Regions from separate parts of the Homo sapiens genome. Here region 2 is linked to region 1. A link is a loop called in an ENCODE intact Hi-C map of the cell type or tissue named here. Cell type or tissue: IMR-90. All regions are shown on one strand. Links, peaks and the distances in the headings refer to the core of each region. The heading gives the core; the rest is flanking DNA.

The links. A loop is a pair of places that touch in the nucleus more often than their neighbours do. Peaks named below come from ENCODE experiments on the same cell type or tissue, not always from the same donor. Only the 100,000 strongest peaks of a DNase experiment are listed, where the experiment ranks them.
Region 2: a loop joins it to region 1, with 5 times the contacts of the local background. A loop is called at or near these places in 1 of 110 quality-filtered maps.

The regions. Positions count from the first base shown.
Region 1 is chr20:3,785,285-3,789,671 of GRCh38, forward strand. It overlaps CENPB (centromere protein B), which reads right to left and starts at 1,456. Exons shown (of 1, transcript NM_001810.6): 1 at 1-1,456. The coding sequence starts at 1,199. It also overlaps a transcript of CDC25B not described here. RefSeq lists enhancers at 152-862, 828-967, 863-1,572 and a silencer at 1,408-1,757. In IMR-90, for the core only: a CTCF peak has its summit at 1,647 (motif pointing right); DNase peaks (open chromatin) are centred at 1,057 and 1,577; H3K4me3 peaks cover 1,712 bases; H3K27ac peaks cover 1,075 bases.
Region 2 is chr20:3,561,136-3,565,522 of GRCh38, forward strand. ATRN (attractin) reads left to right here. Exons shown (of 29, transcript NM_139321.3): 9 at 1,141-1,324; 10 at 2,074-2,228; 11 at 4,213-4,297. Among named protein-coding and RNA genes, the nearest start is that of ATRN, 92 kb to the left of the region's middle. In IMR-90, for the core only: a CTCF peak has its summit at 2,633 (motif pointing right); DNase peaks (open chromatin) are centred at 2,176 and 2,636.

The DNA of each region.
Region 1 (4,387 bases), core at 82-4,081:
GAAGTGGTGATGGTGGCATTAGGGCCACCCCCAAAGCCAGCCTCACGAAAGCAGGCGGCTATGTCCGAAGGCTCCACTGCCTGCCAGGCGGCAGCCACAAAGTGCAGGGCCTCCGTGAGACCCAGCTGCAGGCCTGAGGGATCCTGGCCCTCTAGCGCGGCCATGGCCTTGAGCAGCATGGCCTGGCGGTAGTGGCCCTTCACCTGCTGGACCACTCCCCTCTCCAGCGGATGCACGGTGCCGGGAGGGAAGAAGGCCAGCTGCACATGCCGCAGGCCCGAGGTGTCCAAGGACTGGGCAGCCAAGCGGCCGGCCAACAGCAGGACCCGGCGAGACTCTGCAGCCATTCGGGTGTCCAAGGCCTTCAAGTACTTGGCCAGGGCCTGGGTGGTGACACCACCCTTGGAGTTGGCGGTGTAGTCGCAGGGCAGGCCGGCTTGGCCTGCGCGGGGCTTGGCCGACTTGCCGGCCACCAGCGGGGGCAGCTTCTCGCTGCCGTCGGCATTGGCGCATAGCAGGACGCTCAGGCGCTGGGTGGCTTGACGCGGCCGTCCGTCGCCTCCGCACAGCCCCGCGGCCTGGTCGGGCAGGAAGTCGTACCATAGACTGGTCTCGGTGGCGCTGAACACGTCCTGCGAGGCGTAGCCCTCGGCCACCGACGGCGGCTGCTCCTCCCGAGCGCGCCAACCAGTAGTGCTCCCGCCACTGCCCTCCGAGGGCACCGCGGCCGGACTGGCAGGCGCCGCCGGGGTGCGGGGGGCAGCGTTTCGCGCGCGGGCGCGGGCCACGCCGCTGCAGGACACCACGCCGTGGCGCCGGCGGAAGCGGTCCAGCCAGCCGTTGGAGGCGGTGAAGTCGTCCATGCCCAGCTCCTCGGCTATGCGCAGCGCCTTCTCCTTGAGGATGATGCCCTTGACCGGCAGGCCGGCGGCGCGGATCTGCTGGAACCAGGCGATGAGCAAGCCCTCGAGCTTGTCGTAGGGAGACAGCTTGTTGGTCTTGCGGCAGGTGGAGGCCACCCCGTACTTGCGCTCCGACGCCAGGATGGCGCGCTTGTTCTTCAGGATCGTGCTCAGCGTGGACGGCGGGATGTTGAAGCGCCGCGCGATCTCGCCCTTGCGCAGGTCCGGATTCTCCTCCACCTCCTGGATGATCCGTGACTTCTCCCGGAACGTCAGCTGTCGCCTCTTGGGGCCCATCCCGGCGCGCCCCCCGCCCCGGGGCCCGGCGCCGCCGCCGCCGCCCCGGGGCGGGGGGCCCGGGCCCGTGGCGGGGGGCACCTGGCGGCCTCTCCCGCGCGCCCCGCCCGAGACAAAGCGGCTCGCGGGCGCGGCGGCGGGGCGACGACCCGGCCGGGCCGGGGGCACCTCCGGGGACGCCGGCGGGCGCGTCGCCGGGCGGCGGGCGGCAGGCGACGGGCGCAGACGAGGGCGGGCGGCGCGGGCGCGGAAGGCAGGAAGTGCCGCGGCGCGGGGAGCTGGGAGCGCGGCGAGCGGGGCGGAGCGGGCGGAGCGGGATCTCGCGGGAAGCGCGGGGACGCCCGGCGCCTCCTCCCCGCCCTCCGCGCCCACCCCCTTCCCGCCGCCGGGACATACCGCGGGGGGGCGCTGCGGCCTGCTGGACCTGCCCGTGCTGCGGCCTCCGGCGACCCGGCAGCGACGCGGGCGGGGACGCGGTGCATCGCTACTGCGCCCGGCGGACAGCGACTTGCTGCTCAAAAAGAATAAGAACCAGGGTTTTTGTTTGTTTTTTTTTTTTTTAATTAAGGTAAAAATAACGCACTTTTTTTTTTGCGGAACCTGAAAAATTCAAGAAGTTGAAAAACGCTTTTCACGTCACCTGGAGAGATGCACAGGTAACATTTTGATACATTTCCTTCCAGTCTTTTCTCTAGATGCATGTCGTTTTCTTTTTAAAAATTTATTATATAAAACTGGCATCAGACTGTATAGACTGTATATCTGGCATCTCCTGCTGTTTTACCTGGCATCAAGTAGTGAGAATTTTGCCATATCGGTAAGTATCATTGCCAACACGCTTTTTAATGATTGTGTAGCATTCCAGCTATGAATGAACACTAGCGTATGTAACCTATTGTTACACACTTAAGTTATTTTTAAAATCAGCATTACAGTTGTAAATCTATTTGATGGTGCTAATGACATTTTTAAAGTTCTAGTAATCCCACAACCCATAGATAAACACTCATAACATCTTGGTGTGTCACTTTCTGGGCTTTTCCATGCATATAGCCATAAATGTATGTGTTTGCACTTACAGAAATAACATCATGTATATACATAAGTGTGAATCCCTGAAGCCTCCCTCTCCTGCAGCAAAACATTAAAATGCCAAGCTCTTAAAACAATGAATGTATAGCTGTGTTTTTAAAAATCTCTTAGGGCAGCACTAAGGGGAACTCCAGCATTGGCAGAGGGGAAGGCTGTGACCCAGGGGGACAGGCTGAGGACCTGGGGCTGGATGAAGCTGTGGGTGAGTGTAGACAAAGAAGAAAAGAGGACCAAGGACAGTGCCCTGGGTCCTCCAAGGTTAAGGGCTCAAGAAAGAGGCCAGGTGCAGTGGCTCACGTCTGTAATCCCAGCACTTTAGGAGGCCGAAGCAGGCGGGACCACTTGAGATCAGGAGTTCAAGACCAGCCTGGCCAATATAGTGAAACTCCGTCTCTACTAAAAATACAAAAAATTAGCCAAGTGTGGTGGCACTCACCTGTAGTCCCAGCTATTCGGGAGGCTGAGGCAGGAGAATCGCTTGAGCCTGGGAGGCAGAGGTTGCAGGGAGCCAAGATCATGCCACTGCACTCCAGCCTGGGCAAAAGAGTGAGACTCCATCTCAAAAAAAAAGAAAGAAAGAAAGAAAGAACCAAATAGAGACTCTTGAAGTGGAGGAGCCCCTGAAGCAGGAGAAAAACCAGGCTACTGTGGCATTCTGGAAGCCAAAGGAAGAAAGTGTAACTCACTGCTGTTTTAGTGCAAATTTCTGTTTTCGTATGTTTCTTGGCCATTTGAATCCTGTGAATTTTCTAGTCATATCCTTTGACCATGTGTTTGTCTTTTTCTTGACTTTTAGGAGCTCTTTACATGCTCTGAAGAAAAGATCTTGTTAAGTATGTTGCAAATGTTTTCTCCCTGTCTGCCACTTGTCTAAGTTAGTTTAGGGAATCTTTTGGATATGAGAAGTTTTTAATCTTCAACCTGTCAATTTTTTCCTTATTGCTTCGGGGTTTTGTGTCTTACTTAGAGAGGACTTCCCTATCCCTGAGATATAAAAGATATTCTTTTAATCTCAAGGTCCAAAAGAACACGTGGGAGACTTTTCCAGAGCACTGCTTGGCCCAAGAGGAGTGTGTGGTCACTGGGCAAAAATGAATCTAAGATTACCTGGATGAGAACTCCTTGCCATGCATCTTTTCTTTCTTTCCTCTCTTTCATCCTTTTCCTTGTTTCTTTCCTTCCTTCCTTCCCTTCTTTCTTTCTCTTTCTCTCTTTTCCTTCCTTTCCTTCTTTCTTTCCTTCCTTCCTTCCCTTCTTTCTTTCTCTTTCTCTCTTTTCCTTCCTTTCCTTCTTTCTTTCCTTCCTTCCTTTCTCTTCCTTTCCTTTCCTTTCCTGTGGCCCCTCCTTAGTGCCATACAAAGGGCATTGGCACAATTACTTCTAGGACAGAAAAGCCACGCCCATCATATGCTGATGTCATAGCCATTTCCAGATACCTCGTCTACCCTTTGCCTGTAGCAGTGCACGGGGCCCATTTCCATCCCCTCTCAAGTGACCATTTCCCCCAGCAATCCATCTGAGGCCCCGGGCTTCCCCACCTCTTTCTGTAAGTCCCAGCTTTCTGCTTTTAGGACTGTTTGGGAAATCCATAACTCACCTTCTCTTCTTTTGGTCCAGCCTGCCCAGAGCTGTCCTTCAGGCCCCTCAGCAAGCTTTCCATTCTCCTTTTGTTTATTTGAGACAGGGTCTAGCTCTGTCACCCAGGACGGAGTACAGTTGCACGATCATAGTTCATTGCAGCCTCAGTCTCCTCAGTAGCTAGGACTACAGGCATGAGGCACCATGCCTGGCTAATTTTTAATTTTTTTTTTTGAGACGGAGTCTCACTGTGTTGCCCAGGCTGGGAGTGCAGTGGCGTGATCTCAGCTCACTGCAACCTCCTCCTCCCTGGTTCAAGCAATTCTCCTGCTTCAGCCTCCTGAGTAGCTGGGATCACAGGTGTACACCACCATACCTGGCTTAGTTTTGTATTTTTAGTACAGACAGGGTTTCACCATGTTGGCCAGGCTAGTCTCAAACTCCTGACCTCAAGTGATCTGCCTACCTTGGCCTCCCAAAGTACTAGGATTGCAGCCGTGAGCCACCTCACCCGGCCA
Region 2 (4,387 bases), core at 278-4,277, 220 kb before region 1:
AACATGGTGAAACCCTGTCTCTACTAAAAATACAAAAATTAGCCTGTCCTGGTGGCGGGCACCTATAATCCCAGCAACTCAGGAGGCTGAGGCAGGAGAATCGCTTGAACCCGGGAGGTGGAGGTTGCAGTGAGCCAAGATTGCACCACTGCACTCCAGCCTGGGGGACAGAGTGAGACTCCGTCTCAAAACAAACAAACAAACAAACAAACAAAAGCAACATAGTTAACATTGATGTATTACCAGTGAAATGCAGATTATCGATGCTCCTATGTAGTATGTATTTGTTACTGTCAATTTGGTAAGGAGCCAAAGATGACGCAAAGTGCTTTGGGTATTTAAAATAAATAAATAAAAATGGTTCAAAACAATAAATATTGAAGAAAAAAAATATTTGCCCAGCCCTTTAGAGATTGGTTTAGTGGAGTATGATTTACCCTTAATATGAAATATTTCCCTTGGTTAAATTTCATTGTATCTGTTGTTGTGCAGTAGGAATACCAGGTATAATTAACATTTTGTGAAAGTAGGCCTATAAAATATATCTGTATATTGGTCACCAAAGGTTGTAGGGAATTAAATGTTCATTTGAGTGAACATTTTATTTATTGAGACAGGCTCTTGTTCTCTCACACAGGCTGGAGTGCAGTGGCACAATCATAGCTCACTGCAGCCTTGATGCCCTGTCCTCAAGTGATCCTCCCACCTTAGCCTCCCTAGTAGCTGGGACTACAGGTGCGTGCCACCACTCCTGGCTAATTTTTTAATTTTAGTAGAGATGGGATCTTGCTATGTTGCCCAGGCTGGCCAACATAGCAGGCCTCAAGTGATCCTCCCACCTTAGCCTCCCAAAGTGCTGGGATTACACATGTAAGCCACTTCGCCTGGCCCTGAGTGTTTTAAATTTAGTTAATTCTTTTCCTACATGGCATATTAGAACATCAGAACATAGAACAGACTGGAATTGGGCCACATGGCTTTGTTATAAGTTTTAGGTGGCTTTCTTTAAAATATAAAGATAAAAAAGTATATGTATCAGGTCTCCTGAAATCCATTCTCATGCCCTAAGCTCTTTGGACATTTTCAGTAGTAGAGAGGAGGAGCCTGCCATGCTTGCCTTTAACTGTCTTTCCTTTCCAGATAAGAACACATGGAGTATATTACACACCCAGGGTGCCCTTGTGCAAGGGGGTTACGGCCATAGCAGTGTTTACGACCATAGGACCAGGGCCCTATACGTTCATGGTGGCTACAAGGCTTTCAGTGCCAATAAGTACCGGCTTGCAGATGATCTCTACCGATATGATGTGGATACCCAGATGTGGTGGGTACTTTTTCTTGAGCTTTCACTTTAAGGTGTAAATTCTGTAGAGGCAATTGTGGAGAAAATATTGTGCTATCTTTTTGTTTTCATGCCTGGCAGATAATTCTGTTCGGCATTATATATAGAGAAATTGGGAAATAAACAGAGGGTAATAAAGTAGCTAGTATTTATTTTGTTACGTTATTCTGTAATTCTGTAGCAGGTTGGTTAGAAAATACTTAGAGTTTTTTAACAAATGTAAAGCAAATTTGAGTTACGAAATAATGTAATTATAAAGCGATGGTTTCTCCTCTTTTTCCTCACATGTTTGATACCTTGCTATGGGTACTGTTTTATATTCTGTCATAAAAATAATCATTTTTAGTAGCTGTGCAATACTCCATTTTGTGGGTATGCTGAGACTATGCAGGTGAAAGTTTTGGTTTCTTTCTAGTTTTTATGTCATTAAGAAACCATTATGCATTAAGCTTCTGTCAATATTTCACATGATTTCTGCCCAGAAACTGGAATTATATAGCTACGGGGTATGAAGAGTTTAAGGTTCTTAATATATTTTGCCAAAACTCTTACAGGTCTTTAAAATTATCTGTATTTATTGTTGAAAAACTTACTTTTATGTAGGGAAAACTCTGGAAGGATTTGTACATTTGGGTCTGAGGTTAATAAAGTGGTTGTGCTTGCATTAGCAGATACATAAATATTCTTTAAAAACTAACCTTGTATTTATTATTTCTAAATAAACTCAAAAGGACCATTCTTAAGGACAGCCGATTTTTCCGTTACTTGCACACAGCTGTGATAGTGAGTGGAACCATGCTGGTGTTTGGAGGAAACACACACAATGACACATCTATGAGCCATGGCGCCAAATGCTTCTCTTCAGATTTCATGGCCTATGACATTGGTAAGTTTCCCAAAACCATTTTCTCTTCAGGCATCTTTTTGCCTATACTATAAGCAGCATTTAAAAGGAGACTGAAAATATTGCCAGTTCAAAATGATCAGGCCATTTGAAAGAGGTCCAAATGGTATTTTTTATATTCATTTGACTAATGTTACACATCTGGTAAAAATTATTTCTACATTAAATTCTTTTTGAAATCACTCCTGTTAATTGCTTGAATGCTAATTTTTAAGGCTGAGTTGAGGTGTCTAGTCTCTCCTTTGTCATGTTATGCCTACCTGGTAGTGTTACATAGTTGCAACCACCAGCATTGTGTTAAAATTGGTTCACGTATTAGCTTTATCTCATTCCCTAGAAAACTGGTTTCTCACATGGTCTTGGTGTGGCAATATACCAGACCAGAAGAGGGCAGTATTTGTTCATGCAAAGCAAATGCATACCGGATGATCTCTTTCATAAAAATTGTCAGATGTTCATTTTAAACAAATTATTATTTTTTTGATTGTGGTAAAATACACATAAAATTTACCATCCTAACTATATTTAAATGTCTAGTTTAGTGATACTAAACACATTCATAATGTTATAAATCCATCACCGCCATCCATCTTCAGAACTGTCTTCATCTTGTAAGACTGAAGCTGTATACCCATTAAACAATAATGTCCCATTTCTTCCTCCCCACAATGCCTGGCAACCACTATTCTACAGTCTGTCTCTGTGATTTTGACTATTCCAAGTCAGACATTCGTTTTTAACAGACATTTGTGTGCCAGCCACTCAGTTTGTACATTGAGGAGATCAGATGAATAACTTAAAGCCCTTAGCCTCAAAGTAGAAGAGGTAGAGAAATGAGCAGACAATAGAATTGCACTTCAGGGTGTTTCTGGCTGAAAAGAATGTATGAGAGCACCTCTGAGTACCCTTTAAGTCATGGAGGGTAGAGTGATAAACAGGGAACACTTTCTTAAGGAGGGGCCATCCTCTCTGGGTCCTTGGGGACACTAGGTGTCAGGTAGGTGAAGTTAGGCAGCACTCTCCAGGCAGAGGAAACCCAGTTTGCAGAGACACAGAGGTGGAAAAGACCGGCACATATTTAAGGGCTCAAAGAGTGAGACACTGAGTGTGAGGTTGGCATGGTATAGCAGCACCAGTTGGTATTAGATCCAGAAGAGAAGTTGCTAGTATGGGTCACAACAAGGGAAAATTAATCAATCTATGGGATCTAGGAAAGGACTTTGTAAAAATTAGGTGACATTTAAATTTCTTGAAATTTCATTTTCCACCTTTATTTTTCCATTTTAGCTACTAAATTTGAGCAAATCAATATAGAAAAGAGTGGAAAATAATTATGAAACCCATGTTTTGCTGACATAAGCTTTGTAGAATGTAAAATTTGCTTGCTTTAAAAAACATTCTTGGCTGGGCGTGGTGGTTCATGCCTGTAATCCCAGCACTTTGGGAGGCCCAGGTGGGCAGATCACGAGGTCAGGAGATTGAGACTATCCTGGCTAACACGGTGAAACCCCATCTCTACTAAAAATAAAAAAAATTAGCCAGGCATGGTGGCAGGCGCCTATAGGCCCAGCTACTTGGGAGGATGAGGCAGGAGAATGGCGTGAACCTGGGAGGAGGAGCTTGCAGTGAGCTGAGATCACACCACTGCACTCCAGCCTGGGTGACAGAGCGAGACTCTGTCTCAATTCTAGTGCATCAAACTGATAGGCAGTTGGGTGAGTGATCCAGATGTCATGGATTTCGGGTGCGTTTGCTAGTTAGAATTGTGGTATGATCCCGCCTTTCTTCCATGCCCTGTTGCTCTGCTGCTGCTTCATTTTAACCCAGAAATGATGTTGTAACTGAGAAAATTGAGAGGCATGTTTTATGAGGTTCTCTTTGTTGTAGTATTTTTCCCAAAGAAAATGTCAGGTCCTGTTGATTAGAAATGGTAGTCCGTTTAAAAATATATTTTTCTTTCTCCTAGCCTGTGACCGCTGGTCAGTGCTTCCCAGACCTGATCTCCACCATGATGTCAACAGATTTGGCCATTCAGCAGTCTTACACAACAGGTAATTGGAGAAGTGATTGCTCCTTTTCTTTTGTGTTTAAAATGAAAATAAAGGGCCGGGCACGGTGGCTCACGCCTGTAATTCTGGCAC